Regions from separate parts of the Homo sapiens genome. Here region 2 is linked to region 1. A link is a loop called in an ENCODE intact Hi-C map of the cell type or tissue named here. Cell type or tissue: PC-3. All regions are shown on one strand. Each heading gives the region's core, and the rest is flanking DNA. Links, peaks and the distances in the headings are about the cores only. Region 1 has its middle 770 kb from the start of ALCAM. Region 2 overlaps LOC105374020 (a long non-coding RNA gene).

The links. A loop is a pair of places that touch in the nucleus more often than their neighbours do. Peaks named below come from ENCODE experiments on the same cell type or tissue, not always from the same donor. Only the 100,000 strongest peaks of a DNase experiment are listed, where the experiment ranks them.
Region 2: it touches region 1 in a loop (3-fold over the local background); 1 of 110 quality-filtered maps calls a loop at or near these places.

Annotation. Positions count from the first base shown.
Region 1 is chr3:104,594,835-104,599,244 of GRCh38, reverse strand. No RefSeq gene overlaps it. Among named protein-coding and RNA genes, the nearest start is that of ALCAM, 770 kb to the left of the region's middle. In PC-3, for the core only: a CTCF peak has its summit at 2,500 (motif pointing left); DNase peaks (open chromatin) are centred at 2,484 and 3,014; H3K4me3 peaks cover 198 bases; H3K27ac peaks cover 883 bases.
Region 2 is chr3:104,434,579-104,438,988 of GRCh38, reverse strand. The region is part of intron 1 of LOC105374020 (a long non-coding RNA gene); the gene reads left to right. Among named protein-coding and RNA genes, the nearest start is that of MIR548AB, 910 kb to the right of the region's middle. In PC-3, for the core only: no CTCF peak of the experiment used is centred there; DNase peaks (open chromatin) are centred at 888 and 1,688; H3K4me3 peaks cover 2,907 bases; H3K27ac peaks cover 2,154 bases.

The DNA.
Region 1 (4,410 bases), core at 317-4,316:
TTCAGACCCAACAGCAGGTTTTGCGAGTTCTGACATTGGTAATGAGTTTGTTCTCTGAAAGAAATCTGGGCCTCTGTGTGAATAAAATAAACATTTTAAATTGAAACTCATAAAAGAATGAAAGAGTCAAAACACTCTTACTCACTCTCTTTTTCTCTTCGAGGGGTAGATGGAAGACTTTGGTGTCTGACAGGTGCAGCTTATGAGTAACCTGGACAGCAGCCAGAAGTTCTTGTAAGAACAGACCTAGAAGACCACACCTGTTGATTGAAAACAGTGTCTTCCAACACAAAAATATCAAGCCACATAAAATGCCATCCCTATTTTCCCATTTTCTGCATTGGCTGATTGTCATTAAATGAAGGTTAACACTAACTACAGTATGCAATTCCAAATCCTGGAGATCTCCATTGGATAGATAATGTACCAAATTTCATTTGAATAAAATCATAGCCTTCCCTGAAATGGGAAGATTCATTTTTAAATTGTCTTCCTAATGTTGTTGAAGAATGCCTTTGAATGCCATATAATATCCTTTGTAGGGCATTAAGTTAATCTATTTGCTTCCTTAGACATAAATTAGTTTGTGTAACTTTCCACAGCTAAAAGCATTATGAAAGCTCGCTAAAGGTGAAAGTCATGTCATGTGCCTAGAAGGTGAATGAAACAAGTCTCCAGTGTAATCTCTTTAGAAGAAATACACACCATCCAATGAGCAAAGCAAAGAAAGAGGCTGTAGGGAGTAGTTGTCTGGATAAAGAAGAGGAAGCTATCTAATAGGAGGCAGCAGGAAGAGAACAGGGAAAAATCTGTGCCAAGAAGTTTCAGAACAGTCTGCTGACAAGAATACTTACTGATAAACTGTTTAAATTCTGTTTAAACTATTCACCTATAAGTAAACCTCTCCTCTCCGATTTCTGTTCAATTATGTCCATTCTAGTTGTTTTTCTTTCTTTGAATTGCTATAATGACAAAACTCCTTTGTATAAAGGTTAAGATGTAAAAGAACACAATCAAATTGTCTGTCACATCTTTTAAAGTATTGTCATGTGAACTTTGTTCCTTCCCCTAACTTAGGCCAAATATTCTAGGTTTTAGATCTTATATGGGTGACCTGGATGAAAACTCACATTACTCAGGTTGTCGTTGCAGTTTAGCTTTCTCCTAGATACTCTTACGGTCCCGTCAGCCATGTTTGTCCATATCCTGAGTTTATGTTAGTGCTGGACATGAACTCTTAGTGCAACCAATATAGGAGAATTCTGGCTTCCTCACTATGTAAATAAAATGCCTTCCTCTAAAGAATTAATGATGCTGGAACAATGTTTTTGGCCAAGTATGTTATACATATTTTATGTATATAGAAATATATATATGAAAAAATTATAAAGCAATATTAATTACTTTCTCTATATTCATTTCCTCTGTATTCCATATCTAACCCCCAACTTCACATACACCAGGAATAAGATTTCAGAATGAATGAATTTGCCTTAATGTTTCTGATAGAAGGATGATATTAACTTTATTTTCTGCCTCCCCAGTGGGAAAAATAGAATAAGCTATTATTATGTACAAAGCACTGCTAAGGAAGCAGCTAGAGGCAATAAAACTTAGATTATATACCTTCTGTAATTAAATCTTTCTTCTTTTGTTTTCCTGGGCCTGTACCAGATAATTTCTTAGGTCCCATGAGCATATTTTACATATTGTCCTCTACAGTAGCCTTAAGATGAGCAGAGGCAATAAATCAGAAGTGTTTAAACCATGGAGTTATGGTAGTTTCTTAAGAAACATTTGGGAGATGCTGTTTCTATTCAAAAGCTCTTGTTAGAAGTTAATTCATTACTCTTACCAGGCTCCTATATAGCGTTTACTCCAGAATGCACGTGAGTTTCATTGTCTTCTTTGTCTTTAAGCATCTTACCCCCAGCTGGGTGCACATCTTTCCACTCCACCTCAGAACACACACTACATAAATAGCATTTGGGTTCGTTGGTAGTAAAAATCTAGATGCTTTGGGCCCCATGTGGAAGATATGTGTTGATTAGTGACAGGGATGAATGCTAGGTGCGGGTTTGTTTCTGTCTTATGAGCTAGTGTGACTCTATTTACATTCATATGTTCCTGGATTTATGGATATGTGGTAACATTGTTTTCTAAACGGACACATAATGCATTCTCATAAAAAAAGAAGAGCTCAAGAATTAGCAGAAACAAGAAATGCCCCTCTTTTTCTGTTCTTTACTCTGATAGATTAGATAGGGCTGACTTGGAGAGCATTCAAATAAATATTTTAGGGCTAATGATCAAGCTATCACAGATTTTTCAATCAGTTCAAGAAAGAGGGAACAGAATGATTTAAACTTTCCTGGTATAGAAACACAGGCATTTCTATCTGTGTAGGCCAGGCTGTTACACATCAGCATCCTCTCAGCATTTTCTTTGCGATTTAGTGGAGATTAGGCGACCTAACTCCACCTGCTGGATGACTAAGAATTACATTGCTTTGGCTTAAGAAGGTGAGCTGGCATCATGGGGTGGACAGCAACATAAAAGTTGAGAATTTTAAGAAAATTCTTAATTTCCTAAAGACAAAAAGAGCTAATAACACCTCACCTCAGAGGATGTATACAGTTTGAAGGGCATTTTAGCAATATCACAACCTCTCTTTTTGATGACCCAGAGAATTTGTGGTTCTAGGCAAGGTAGCAATGACAGAGACAGAATTGTGTGAGAGTTTGTTTTTACTAATTAATGCCAGCAATACTAAAGCAATATTGGGAACAATTCCAACACAGGTAAAAAAAAATGTTTTAAGCAAGAGTAATAAAAATCATGAGAAAAAAATGTTACCTGTTTCTCATTTCAACGTATTATAATTATTTCCCTGTGACAACACTGTGAACCCTCTGTGCTCACTATGGCAACTCAAATCACAGAAAATCACACCAATACAAACACTCACACACACCCATCCATATACACAGAAAAAGAATGACCCAATCTTTAATTCAGACCCTGAGGCCTCTGCTTATATTTTGCCTGCGAATACTCAGCCTCTTGGTATGTCCAGGGCTCACAAGTGAATATTCAAAAGTAAACAGATTGAACTAGGTATAATTTCACACTTTGGCATCAAGAGTATTGTTTATGTCTTTCACCCTGTCAAAAACCTTAAAGATCCTATATATTAGGTAAGAAAATTGTGAATAGCTAGTGACCAAAGATAAAAAAGGATACTTGTTTAAATGGGATGGTCCTATTTGATAGTAAAAGAATTAAAGGGGAAAATACTTCAATAAAAATGGATTTGATCTTAGGTCCCCAGAACATATGAAAGGAGTCCTGATGGGTTCTTTAATTCAAATCAATTAATATTAGATCCTCTCATGCTCTTATTATTTCTTATTCCTCTTGTATGTCTCTTTGACAATAATTTACCCTTTTTTGCCCTGCTTCTGACCTTTTCAGCTCACCCTTCTGTTAGTGTGTTATTTAATTTCTAATATCTATTTTTGTTAGTGTTTTATTTAATTTCTCATATTTTTTTCTAATGGGCCCCATTTTCTGAGAACAATATAACCTAAGATCATTTTTTTCAGTATAGACATTCAATATTTATTTCCAGCCACTTAAATGAAAGATCAAAATATTTCATATATATATATTTCATATATATGGACATATGTACACACATACATACATGGCAATCATATAGATCATATATATGTGTATATAGGTCATAAAGACATATGATCTGTATGATTTATAGATCATGTCATAAAGACATGTTCTATATGATTGCCATGTATGTGTGTGTATATATGTATGACATATATACACACACATATATGATCTATATTATCACAATATTTTCTACACATACACACATACATATATATGGAGGAAAGAATATATGTATATATGTCTTTACTAAAAAGCAAGAGAGCTATAAATGCTTTCATTATTTACTAATGTACACTCAGGCATTTAAAAATAATTATAAACTCTTTTGATATAATTGGGCATAATAGTTCTCACTTTTGAAAATTGAAATGAAAACTTACAAAAGAGTCTCATGAAAGGAGAAAATCACTTTATAATTTAACAGGGTTCATTTTAGTCAAATAAAATGTAATTCTTTCTCAAGCGCTGTAGGACCTTTTCTTTACTTTGCCTGTAACTTCAAGAATGTGAAGGTTCTTAACTCTGAAGTTAATAGGAGAGAATATAACAGTCATGATTTCAGAGATCATTTACAAATTACAAGTTTACTAAGTGAAATTTACCTATGTATATACAAATACATATCTGTAACTAGATATCATAATTTAAGTTACATAATTTTAAAATTTAATTATACTATTATTTGAAAAGTTAATAAGAATAATAGCAGTTAAAACATGA
Region 2 (4,410 bases), core at 159-4,158, 160 kb after region 1:
TCTGGCTGTTTTCTTAATCTATTTACTCTCTGCTTAAAGGGATTGTTTGTGTTCTCTACAATCTGGTCAACATTCTTTAGGGGAGGAGGGGATGTTTTAAGCAGCATCAGTTTTCTGGGTCCTCTGTTGGCTGAATCCCATAACTCCCTTGCTGTCACACACCCAGTATACATTTTCACAAAATTAGTGCAAAATATTTCTGCCAAACTTTTAAAACTCATTTCCGGAAACTCAATCTCTGTAATGTCTTTAGATAACATTGAGCAGTGTGCCAGAGATATTCTCCAGAGCCACTGAAATGGATGAGGAAGAAGCTGTACCCTTTCACTTCAAGCATTTAAAAGAATTTGCATTTTCAAATTTTTTCCCTCCACACTTCCTATAGCTGTTCACTAAGAAGATGGAAGCTAATAGTAATTCCACCTTGGTTTCTTTACACTTGAAAAATCTAATCATATCTTCTCCTTCTGCATCATTTTGAAAAGTTTTGTGTGAGTCTTGTTTAATTAAGGCGAGACCTCACAAAATTCTATTATTTCATATAATTTTATCTTCTATATTTTTTTTATGTTTGATATTCTCAGGGTTTGTTTTTGATGTGGTGATAATATTAGAATCCAATTTTGATTTTTTAGTATTTTACTCTGCTAAACCTCACAAAGTATGCTTGTTTGTTTTATATATTTTTTTAGAAAGGTGCTTGCTCACAAAGATCTACTCTCAATGAAGAGGATTTTACTTTTATTATGCTAAAGTAGGGTTTCTGGATCTCAGCAATATTTACATGTTTAACTGGATAATTCTTTGTTCAGTTAGCAGAATCTCTTCTATTCACTAGATATTTGTGGCATACCTCCAACCTCCAGCTGTGACAACCAAAAATGCCTCCAGCCATTGCCAAATTCCATTTGCATAATGCAGGGTTTCTCATCAAGGCAGTTTTGTCCTGCAGGGAACATTTCTACAATGAGGGGAGAGCCTGCTACTAGTATGCACAGGAGAATCCCTATAGTGAAGAGTTATCTTGACTAAAATGTCAACAACGTTAAAGTTGAAATCCCAGTTGGTAAATCTGTTACAGCTCTTTATTTGAAGTTAAAATAGAAGATTGACTTCTCTAGGATAAAAGCTTTCAGGAAAATCTCACTGTAGTTTAGGTGTATGGTAGAAAGTAAAACAAGTTATATTGCCCTATGATTTCAAAATCCTGTCTCTCAGCTTTCTATGTTCATGTCTATCTGTCAAATTCTTACTTGCTTCTACACTTAGCAATATTACAACTGTAATAGAATCAGGAATATTCTCTCTCACTGTAAACACCAGTTTTCACCCAAAATAAGCACTAACTGTACTTCACAGAAAGATACAGCAGTTTCCTGGGCAGTCACAGCCTTTGCAAGGCTGAATCCTCTCACTCACCTATGGAACCTTCTGGTTATATGCTGCCTTTGATGCAAATTTAACTATCCCTGTCTGTTCAGTATTCCAGAAAGTAAATGGACTCCGGACTCCTTAAGGCTGGCACTGGACAATTTTTTATCAGTGCATCCTTCTTTTTCCTTTTTTTCCCACATAGGAGGCAATGGATCTTAGAAAGGGGCTGAAAATCCTATTACATTCTGGAAGAGCAGCTGTCTCTTCACCACCCGCCTATTGCTTCATGCTTGTACTCTGATCTGCTATAGTTGCTGCCTTCTGAGAATTTATGAGCTATGAAGTCATCACGGACTTCTTAGCCAGCTCTCAACTTGTGGCTTTGCATCAAATAGTCCTTCTAATCCTGACAAGTGAAGGGAATATTTTTTTCCCCATGAGAATTCATAACTTTCTCTCGAGCTCTTCCTTTTTAAAAAATAACTTTTTCTATGCTGGCCAGAGAGCCACTACCAATTTTCATTAAGTTCCTTTTCCTTAGGCATATTTATAATGTTTCTTCTGCCCACCTTGCCTTCCAGTTTCACCTCCGTGTGTTGTATATCCTACTATTACATTATGATCTAACTATTTTTTAAGAGTAGCTCTTTCACCTCCCATTTAAATTCTTCTGACAAAGCAATCTATTAAGCCAATAGAATAAGGATTTTTTTTCTAAAAATTCTGTTATCGAAGACTTACTGAATGAATATCTGTCATTACCTCACCCTTTTTTTTCTTTTTCTTTTTGTTAGTTGAGTTTCTCAGTTACATAACCACCTCATAGCCTATATTAATGCACTTCCATCAAATTCTGTGGTTTAGGTTAAATATTTCTTGTATTTGTAATTAAGTTCATACATAAATAAGCTTCCAGATTTAGTTTCTTGTGCTGTAAAGCCTCATATGATTCTGGATTTAGCCATCTGGGTTTATACTCTTTGACACTACTTATCTGTACCCTGGTATATGTCAGGGAATTAAATCTGCTCCAAAATTTAGGTTACATGTAACTTGGTAAGTTGGGCCCAATTACAGGCTTTTACCTTAGAGAGTAAAACAAAGTAACACAAGCAGAGTCTCTGCAAAATTTCTAGCAGTCTTTTGCAATACTTAGACTTTTCTATTATAACAAGAATAATTTAAAATTATTTAAAAGTGCTGGTAAGCTACTTGATTCAAAAGATAGGATAGAACATGTGACTAGAGTAGTGATTCTTAGATATTTTTTGGCACAGGTCTTTGAAAATGTGGTAACACAAATTTTCTCTTTAGAATAAAAGAACTTCAAATTTCAAAGAGTTTGTTGACAGTGAAACTTTCCATGTTGATCTTAGTTGTCCATGCATAGAAAGTTAAGAATCTCTGTACTGACTTTAAATATCAGGAATCAGGTAGGGGTTTTCTATGCAGTCTCTGTCTTATAAACTATTTGTCCAGAAATATTTCATTATTCTCTTAAAATGCCACCAACCAAGCAAATATAATGGTAGCAATCTCCATGATTCAATCATAAAAAAAATTAACAAGCAAAAATGTACTCTAAGTTTTTCATTGCAATTTCTATGAATATGCTTCAATCTAAAGATATTATAACTAGGAACTAGGCACGAATATGGAAAACAGATAAATTTTCAAATACACTGAAAGCATAACTTTGATATTAGAATTCAAAATATACATTAACATGCAAAGAAGTGATCATAGAATAAATAGCAAAACTAAATTCAATGGACTAGATACTTGGTACTATCCACTCAGAACTAAAGGACATTGATAGAGAATTTTTTTTTTTACTTCAGCTTAGGTAAGTTGTTATATATACATATACATATACATATATATACACATTTATACATATATATATATATAGAGAGAGAGAGAGAGAAATAATGAGAGCAAGGGCAAGCAGAGAGAAAAAGAGAATGCTGTGGTTTGAATGGGTCCCCTCCAAAATTCATGTTGAAATTTAATCCCCATTGTAGTGGCATTAAGAGGTGGGGCCAGGAGATGATCAAGTCATGAAAGTAATGTCCTTCCGAATAGATTAGTGTCTTATAGGAGGCCTGGATACATTAGCTTAGGCCCTTTTGCATTTCTGCCTTTCGATGAAACACTAAGGCACAATCCTGGAAGCAAGGACTAATTTCTCACCAGATACTAAACGTGCCAGGGCCTTCATCTTGAACTTCTCAGCCTCCAGAACTGTGAGAAATAAATTTCTATTGTTTATAAGTTGCTCACTCTCAGGTATTTTGCCATAGCTGCACAAACAGACTGATACAGAGAGAGAGAAAAAAAGAGAAAGAAAAAGAGAGAGAGATACATCTGTCACATTTGCTTAAAATTTCAAAGCTCTAACACTAATTCTTCCCCATTAATTCTTTGTGATTCTATTCGTATTGGCTTATTTTTTAAATGTCACTAAATAAGTCGAGATAATACAGATTTCATTTTCTACTGCCGATAACCTTCCGTTAAGTGATTGTTCATTGACCAACAAGAAGCAGCAGCGTTGCTGAAAGTCACATATTATCCAGGTGTTTGTAGTCCTTGAAATTTGTTATCACAGTAATTGTTTTCAACACCACCTTTTTTAAAAAGGACTAACTGTTTTAACTTAATGACCCTTGTTTTGCTGCAAAATAATTCCACATTTTAAAACATATTTATATATCTGATAGTATTGATGTTACTAAATTTATGAGGTAAAGGTAAAATGGTTAGAAAAAAAATTACTTAAAGTAATCTGAGCAAAGTGGTTCATACCTGCAATCCCAATGCTTTGGGAGGCCAAGGTAGGATTGCTTAAGGCCAGGAGTTCAAGACCAGCCTGGGCAACATAGCAAGACTACATCTCTACAAAAAATAAAATAAAATTAGCCAGTTGTAGTGGTGAGTGCCTGTGTTGCTACATACTTGGGAAGCTGAGGCAGGAGGATCACTTGAGCCCAGGAACTTAAGGCTGCAGTGAGCTATGAGCTCAACACCGCACTC